2 separate regions of the Mus musculus genome follow, and region 1 is linked to region 2. Evidence: chromatin loops called from intact Hi-C (ENCODE). Cell type or tissue: left cerebral cortex. All regions are shown on one strand. Each heading gives the region's core, and the rest is flanking DNA. Links, peaks and the distances in the headings are about the cores only.

Region 1 (4,383 bases), core at 230-4,229, 400 kb before region 2:
TCACTCTCAGGTCAGGGGCTACTCCCCAGATCATAGAGAACAAGGACTAGCAGTTTGTACCAAATCCTATGCATCCAAGATGGGCTTCGCTAGCCGCAACACTCACTGCCTGGCAAAGCTCAAAGCCCAGACATCCCATCGGAAGGCAGCAGCAGTTTCTCATCTCCACCCCTCCCAGCTACAGCCATAGCAGGCGACTGTTCCCAGCCTCCTCTTGGAGCCTCCACTGCCTTGTGCCTCCCTCCAAGCTGAACCAACATAAGTCCAGGAGGATAGAAGCTGTGCGGGCCCCAAACTAGGGAAAGGGGGAAGACAACAGGGGAGGGGGGAAAAAGGCACCAGGCTGACAAATTCATTTTTGCAACCGGCCCATTTCTGTCTGCTCAGACGCAGCTCCAGGCATCTGCACAAGCCAGATGGAGGAGGCTGCTATTTCTAGAAAAAAAAAAAAAAGAGGGGGGAGGGAGGAGGTGGAGACAGAGGGCATTAGACAGGGTCTGTTTGCCCTCAAACTTCAGTGTGATGATACCCCCTCCCCAGCACTACCAGGCAGGCTCTCATTCAAGAAAGGGCTGAGGTTGGGGCTGGGGTGAGGTGGGTAGGGGAAAAGAAAGGGAGAGAAAGTTTAATTAGCCAAAGTCAGCTACAATAGGCCCCCTCACTGGCTGCATCGGGTTTTCATTCATGAGCAAGAGACAATGCTCCAAAGCGCCAAGAATTGCCCCCCCCCACTGTCTCTTTCTCACACACACCCCCCAACAGGGGTGAGTCCTCTAGCAGGCTGGCTGAGCCCGATGCTGTGTTCCAGACATCCCTCCTCGGAGGGACGTGAGTAGGAAGAATTAATTATTGAAGAGCAGCTGGTTCTTCGGCACTGACTGCATTACCCCCAGCTCCTAAGGCTGCCCCCCCTCCTCCGCCATACAAAAACAACAATGACCCCCATTCCCAAGTCCCGTGTCTAAGCACACAGCTAAGCTACCAGCCCCAAGAAACGGAAAGCAAAGCTCTTATCTCTGCAGCTACTTGGGGTGGGTGGTGCATGTGACACTGTTACCCCCCCCCCTCACTCCAGATTACACCATCCTTGGGGGATGCACCGAGGAAGAGGGCGAACATTTTCTACACGTGCCACCTGGGACCTGTCTCTCCTGGCAGTAGTGTGTCAGGAGGTGCCGGGAGCCTGCGCCTTTAATTTGGGCTCCCAGTCTTTAACAAGATCTAGTCCAGATCCAAGTCTAAGAGGAAAGAGAGAAAAGGGAAGACTTCAGAAGGAAGAGGCAGACCAAGTTCTCCTCAAGCTTTGTTGTTTAGGAAGGGAAAGAGAAGGGAAGACTGGAATGAGGAGCCCACAACATGGTTCATCCGTAGCCCATCTCCACAGCCAGCATGGGCTCTTGGGTCCCAGTGTGGAGGGCATAAGAGCCTGGGAGACCCTCCCTGCCTGCAACCTTAGGACCTAAGTGGAGGGCCAACAGGTTCCAATGTAAGGATTAGCCAGAGGTCTTCTGGCCCAAACCAATCTCCCATCCCTGCCTCCTTTTGTTCCTAGGATCTAACTCTATCTTCCCCTCCCACTGATCCCTAAACCCCTCTCTCCATTCCCATTCCCAAGATCCAAAGCTAATTCCAGGACCCAGAAGCATAGTGGTCACTACCAGAGTGATGGGTACACACACACACTACACACACTACACACACACACACCACACACACCCCAAAAGCAACTGCAGCTGCTATCCTTCCTCTTCAGGGACAAAGCTCATCTCAGAAGGCCAAACGCAGGGACATGAAGTGGTCACCTTCTCCCCGAAATGAAACACACTCCCCGCGCCCCCCCCCAGCTCTTAGATTAATTACTTATCGTCCAGCCAGTTCTCATCTTCCTGAGGGCCCCAGGGATGGGTGGGGAGGGGGGAAGCCGACTCCCCCAAGTTAACAAGGCACTATTAGAACCTCTGCCCCATGAGAAACAAACCCAAGATGAAAACTGGGCGCGGGAGTGGGGTGGGGAGATCTGCCCTAGCCAAGAAAGATCACCAATTCATCTCCCAGCTCTTTCCCGAGCTCCAGGGTGTCAGACAGAAGAGGGTGGTAATAAACGCAGTAACGCCTCACAGGCGAGGGGGTGAATAGCACAGACAAGTAAGATGGGCCCCGCAGTCCTCTTCCACCTGCAGGGACGTCAAGGACATAAAATCAAGGGTATGTTCTTCGCCACTTGGAGAAGCACTGTGGGTGGGCTGCGCCCCTCACCTCAGAGTAACAAGAAAGGGGTGTCTAGTGAAGAGAGGGTCTGCCCAGAATGCGGGTTGCAAGGCTCAAATCGCAGTTGCAACGGATTATGAGCCGCCGGGGAGGAGACAAATCAGACATCCCCGGCCGGTCTGCGGGACATTTGGGGGCGCGGGGTGCGGGGTGCGGGAAAATCGGCCCCTCCCTTACCTGCAGAGAAGGAGCCCTGCAAGGGAGGGATGAGGAGGGGCGCGCGCGGCGAGCCAAAGGCGACACTCCCCGGGCCCAGCGACGCTCCCTGGGGGTGCGGGCTGGCTCGGCGCGCGCGCCGGGAGGAAGGACAGGGTCGCGGGGAGCCCGCGGGCAGCGACGGCGGGAGGACGGGACGCTGCGGGGCGTCCCGGGGCCGTGGGAGGTGGGGTCCTGGCGGGTGCGGCGCGCTCACCCGCTGCGGCTCGAGCTCCGGCTTCGCGGGCGGCGGCGGCAGCAGCGGCGGCAACAGCAGCGGCAGCGCCTCCTCGACGGCTCCTCCATCTTTGCGGCGGCTCCTCCGGCTCCGCTCGCCGCCGCCACCAACAACAACATTCGGAGACGTCACTCTCGTCACGTGACCCGACCCCGAGCTAAAAATAGGCTCAGACCCCCCCTTTTTCGGGCTTCAACCGAGAACCCTCCCCTCCCATTCGGCCCTCCCCTCAGATGGGCGGGACCAATAGCGCCACCGTGACAGCTTCTTAAAGGGCCAATGCCCAGCCCAAGGTTAGGCTGGGGTGGAGGTGGCAGAGAAGGGATCCCGATCTCTTCGCCAAGTAATGAACTGAGTAGAACCCGGACCCCGGCTGCTGCAGGGGCTGGATGTGTGGGATTTACGATTTTGTTCTCTGTGCTTTTTCGACTTCCTTTTCAAACGGCGGATGGTGCAATCTTTGCCCGCCTGAGCTGTTCCCTAACACGCCCTTCCCTCGTTAGGGGGAGGGTAGAGGGGGGTGGAATCCTAGGGGCTGCCTTGGAAGTGGAAGCCCCTGCAGGCGCGTCAAAGCTGAAAGATTAGCTTGGACAAGTCTCTAACCCACCGTGCTAATATGGCACAGCGCTGCATCTTGTTAAAAGAAACTCCTTGGAGAAAGCCAGCATAGGTTGTAACTGTCCCTGGCCTTCAAAGGAACAGACCAAGAACCTAAAAGTCCGCTGGTCCCCAACTTTGATACCACACATACTACTACCACGTCAGTGGAACTGAACATGACTGTATCATTAAACCTACATTGTTTTGTCAATGACCTAGCAATTTTCCTAGCAAAAAATGTATTCTAAGAAAATATTGTGCTCCAAAATGAGTATAGGAAGAGATTGTTTGTTATATGAGATGTCAGAAACAACCTAAATAAATATCCATCAGGTAGGTATCTGCAAATAAACTAGGAGACATCTATTTAGTAAGTTATCATACAGATGCTCAAAATTATACATATGTGGGGGGTGTAAAAGCGGCTTTTGGGGCGTTTGACAGGAATCTGACATTGGTCAAGGACAAGAAAATGAGATTCAGGCAGGAATCTGACATTGGGCCATGACAAGGGAGTAAGTTCAGGTAGGAATCTAATTTTAGGGTGGAACAAAGAAGTAGATTTCAGGCAAGAATGTGATTTTGGGCTAGGACAGGGAAGTAGGCTCAGGTATCTTGGTCATCCTGACAAGCTCTTAGACTTTGTTTATTGCCTTGACATACGGCTTTAATCCCAGCACTTGGGAGGCAGAGGCAGGCAGATCTCTGAGTTTAAGACCAGCCTGGTCTACAGAGTGAGTTCCAGGACAGCCATACTGAGAAACCCTGTCTGGAAAAAACAAACAAACAAACAAAACAAAATATCCATTAGTTCCAATACTTTATACAAACGTTCATGAGTCTGACTCTGTATGCCTGAAAAATCTAGGTTATATAAACCAAACGTTTTCTTTCTTTTTTCTTTTCTTCTCCTTCTCCTTCTTCCTTCTTTTCTTCTTCTCCTCTCCTTCTTCCTCCTCCTCCTCCCTCCTCTTCTTCCTCTTCCTTCTCCTCCCCCTCCCCCTCCTTCTTGTTTTGTTGTTTTGTTTACTTATTTTCAAGACAGAGTTTCTCAGTGTAGCCAGCCCTAGCTGTCCTGAACT
Region 2 (4,383 bases), core at 63-4,062:
TAGGCAACAGGGAGCCTTCCCTGGTGAGTGTGTACTTGACTCATTTATGGAATGTGTGAGGAACAGGAACATAGACACACTTCTGAGCAGTCTCTCTCTCTCTCTCTCTCTCTCTCTCTCTCTCTCTCTCTCACACACACACACACTCATACCTATACTTTCATTAGTCCCTATGTGGTCCCCCAGTTCCCTAGATGGACCCTCACCATTGTCTACAGCTAGCATAACTTTGGGCGACAGGTACAGGGCGCACGCACAACTTCTTCTGGCCCTGGATCGAGAGGTGGAAAGAAGACAGGTCTATATTATCAATACAGTATACCTGTGTCCCCTTGGGACTCCTGTCCCTGGGTCCCCAAATGCACCTCACTGCTCCCCCTGCATCTTCACACCCCCTTTTTTGGGGTGAGGGAGGGAGTGTCAAACTCAGGCCCTCTGCTCAGTTAGGCAAGCACTTTACTCAACTGCATCCTGGGCCTCTTTCACCTTCTTGATAAGAACCTGTTTGTACAAGTTCCTGCCTGGCCACAGGGTCTGAGAAGACACAGCCGGATCTCTTTATTAAACATAAGGGCAGATGCTTATCTTTCCTCTCAGAACAGGCTGCTACCTCCTTCTGGGCCATGCCAGCCAAGGGCACTGCCTGGTGAGACAAATTAGGTAACACTGTGCAGACCCCTGATACCTACTGCTGAGAGAGCGTTCAGCACTGGAGGAGGGGAGAGGTGCGGGGGGGAGGGGCCGTGATCCGTGAGGATCAGAGGAGTCTCTTAAAGTTCCTTCTCTCTTCCCTTCTCCTTGCTCCCACCCCCAGCCAGCAGCCCCAGCCCCAGCCATCTCAGTGCCCCCTACCTCTGGAAAAGCTGAATTGGGATTCGATCCCCAGCCAGTTGCTGAGTTCCGGAGCAGCTGTCCCAGGCTTGGGGGGAGGGGGTCAGGAATGCTGGGGCTGAGGCCTGGGCCGCCCCAGACAGAGCCGGCTCTGAATTCTGGGAATGTTTGTGCAGCTGGAGCCCATTAGGGGAGGGAGCTGGGCGCTTATTAATCCCAGCCTTGTTCCCCGGGTGGGGCCAGGGCCCCCGCACACGAGTGAAGGGGGAGGGGGCTTTGTTGGGAGAGGTGGGCCCCAGCCCTCAGGCCCCGCGTGGTTGTGTCTCAGATAGGAGACTGGACATCTACACCTCCCATCTCAGAGTACTGATGTCTATAATCATAGAGCCAGGTGTGGGCAAATGTCAGAGGCCTCTGGGGGTAGGGGGGACGGGACGTGACCAGGTCTGACAGAAGAGCTTTTACTGGGAGAGGCAGGGGACATTACTGGTCCTGAGAGGGACTTTGTATATTCCTGGAGCACCCTCTCTTGCCTTTCAAGAGCTCTTTCTGGCTGGCATCCTGGGTAGTGGAGAAAGGGGGTATGGGGTTCATATCTCCACTGTTTGAAATGTGTTCACAAAGCAGCTCAGGAAAGAGACTGGAGGCAGGGTGTCTGCATACAGTCAAGAGGGTGACATCTCGCAAGAGCTCCAGGAACTGCTATCTACCGGGGCTCCAGCTGGAGGAGTACATTCGAGGATTGTGCAGTGTATGATCTGCTTGGCCATACATAGCACTCTTGGGTGTAGGCTGGGATAACAGGGGCCTGGGTTTGATTCTAAATTGGTAAGCTGTAAGTCAAAAAAATCCAGGCAAGGGTTCCATCTCTACTGGTTAGCTGTGAGACCACGTGTCTCTGATTCTCCCTTCCCCATATGCTAATTGGAATAGTCTGTCCTATGCATCTCGCTGTTTGGCTGGATTGCCAGGGCATGCTAGATAAGTCCTCCACCCCTGGCTTTATCCCCAGCCACGCTAAGCTTCTCGTTCATGCTTGTCGCCCGTTTATGCATCCATGCATGGAGCCATCTGTCAAGCTTAAATGACTGCACGCCAGTCTCTGGTCGCTGAGGACGCTGGGCATTAGGCAGCTCGTACGTGTTGGGTGTGGGCTGGGTCAGTTGCACACACAAATGAAGTATCAATGGGAAATGTGCTTGAGCCTGGTGCTAGGGAGTGTGCAGGGGGAGGCGTGCGTACATCAGCAGTCTCGGGACGATGCTTGGGAAGGCAGCAATGCAGGTCTTATGGGGCAGAGCTGAGGTCCCATTGTAGTTATGGCACCCAGTCAGCTCTGTCACATCTCCAGTGAGGGAGAACTGCAGGTGGTTTGTTAGTTCAGTTCAATTGCACTCCATGTATATGAGTCTTTGCAGGTTAGAAACTCATGCAAGTGTGTGTGTGTGTGTTTGTGTGTGTGTGTGTGTGTATGCACACCCATGTGTCTGCATGTTCTCTGTCTCCACTGGGAAGCCAGGAATGGGTAGAGGGCTGGCTGGGTCAGAGGCTATGATGTCTTTCTCTTCACATTAAGTATGTCTAGAAGAGATGGCATTTCTCTTCCAATGAAAAGCTTCTGTCTCCTATACAGATTAGATGATGTCCAAGGCAGGTCTTGGGCTTCCAGAATTATGTAGGCCTACTTTAAATCCCAGTTTTCTTTCTTTCTTTCTTTCTTTCTTTCTTTCTTTCTTTCTTTCTTTCTTTCTTTCTTTCCTTCTTTCTTTCTCTCTTTCTCTCTCTCTCTCTTCCTTCCTTCCTTCCTTCTTCCCTTCCATCCTCCTCCTCTCCCTCCTCCTCCTTCTTCTTTGAATTTTCATGATAGGGGTTCTCTGTGTCGCATCCATGGCTGTCCTGTAACTCTCTCTGTAGACCATGCTGACCTCGAACTCACTGAGATCTGCTTGCCTCCCAAGTGCTGGGATTAAAGGCATGCATTGCCACACCCGGAAACCCAGCTTTCTTTATTTTATTTTATTTATTTATTTATTTATTTTGGTTTTTTCGAGACAGGGTTTCTCTGTATAGCCCTGGCTGTCCTGGAACTCACTTTGTAGACCAGGCTGGCCTCGAACTCAGAAATGGCCTTCCTCTGCCTCCCAAGTGCTGGGATTAAAGGCGTGCGCCACCATGCCTGGCTCCCAGCTTTCTTTAACAAGCAGTTCTTATATTAATCCATTGCCCTTGTGATCTGGGATGCAAGTGTGGAAGACTCTTAGACAAGAAGTACTCAGCTGAGAGGCTGTGGGGAAGAGGACAGGTGGCATTTGGAGGCATAACTGGGGAAACCTCGGACAGAAGTCCCCATTCCTCATTCATCCCCAGGATTCCAATTCTTTCTGTCCCAGTGACAGCCAACCTTGGTGTTCCTGTCCCACTTCATGGAAAATTCTCTGATATTTTGAAGGGACCCTTTGGACACTGGAGACGTTTTGCACTACAAAGTCCCAAAGCAGGAAGGGGAGACAAGCCTCTGCAGCTGTGGCCGTGGTCAAAGTTTTAGGGCTCAGTGAGGAAGAGAGCTCTCTCCATGGCTGCCCAGGGCCCCTCACTAGCCTTCTCTCTCACGTGCTTCAGCCCCCCTCCTCCTCAACTCCCATGAGGGGTCGAGATTTCAGCTATGTAAGGCTAATCCTTCAAAGCTAACCGGTTCTCTAAAGACTGGTTTTGATGCCTTCCTCTCTGTTCCCCAAACACGGATGCTGGGGATTAGAGGCACTGACTAAATGATGTACTATAGAGAGAGGATCCTCTGTATTGTAGGGGAACAGAAAAATGACCCTTTTCTAGACACAGGTACCCCGGTGCCTGTCACTAGGGAGGACAGTGGACAGAGCATTGGACTGAGGGATTAGGTTTTCGCTCTCCAGTTTGCTGTGTGACATTGCGCAAAACACGACCTCTCTGGGCCTAGAAAATGGTAAGATGCTACCAGTTGAATCCTAAAACCCCTTTAAGCTCAAATATCCTAGACTTCCTGGCCTCTCATCCTGCTTTCTCTCTCTCAGAACCTCCCCCATGGCTGGCCTTCCTTTTGCCTCCATTTGGTCTCTCTTGAGGCAGGTGGTCCAGCCAGCTGTTTGGCCTGTGTGGTGATGAGGTTCCACTCACAGTGTGGGTGGTACTCGGTGTAATAGTGGGTTGGGACCCAAGGAGGAGCTGTTGGCTGGGGATGCCAGTTGGGATTTGGGGTACAGGTTGGGGGCTTGAGAGGATTCGGGCTGTCCTCCTGACCAAGGTAAGGGCCTGTTAGGTAAGTGTGTGAGGGAGAGGAAGAGATGTCATGGTGCAGGCTGCGGTAGGTCTGTCTCCCTTGGGGAGGTGGAGGAGGGGGCAGGCACAGAAGCAAAGGTTGAAATCCCCTTTCCTTGAGCTTGGGGACCCTGGGACAAGCCAGGCCAGGCTGGGTGGTTCCTGCAGCTGCTGGGTGGGTGTGCTTGTTGCTGAGGAGCTGGGGATAGCGTATGGATCCGAAGGGACAGCTGGGTTGTTCAGGAAACAGAGTTGAAC

Evidence for each region. A loop is a pair of places that touch in the nucleus more often than their neighbours do. Peaks named below come from ENCODE experiments on the same cell type or tissue, not always from the same donor. Only the 100,000 strongest peaks of a DNase experiment are listed, where the experiment ranks them.
Region 1: a loop joins it to region 2, with 9 times the contacts of the local background. A loop is called at or near these places in 1 of 42 quality-filtered maps.

What each region holds. Positions count from the first base shown.
Region 1 is chr11:102,227,325-102,231,707 of GRCm38, forward strand. Hdac5 (histone deacetylase 5) reads right to left here and starts at 2,848. Exons shown (of 27, transcript NM_010412.3): 1 at 2,681-2,848. Mir8101 (microRNA 8101) reads right to left here and starts at 2,826; the gene lies at 2,716-2,826. In left cerebral cortex, for the core only: a CTCF peak has its summit at 2,143; DNase peaks (open chromatin) are centred at 340, 674, 1,104, 2,187 and 1 more place; H3K4me3 peaks cover 3,295 bases; H3K27ac peaks cover 2,854 bases.
Region 2 is chr11:102,623,426-102,627,808 of GRCm38, forward strand. It overlaps 2810433D01Rik (RIKEN cDNA 2810433D01 gene), which reads right to left and starts at 991. Exons shown (of 4, transcript NR_033474.1): 1 at 853-991. In left cerebral cortex, for the core only: no CTCF peak of the experiment used is centred there; a DNase peak (open chromatin) is centred at 1,709.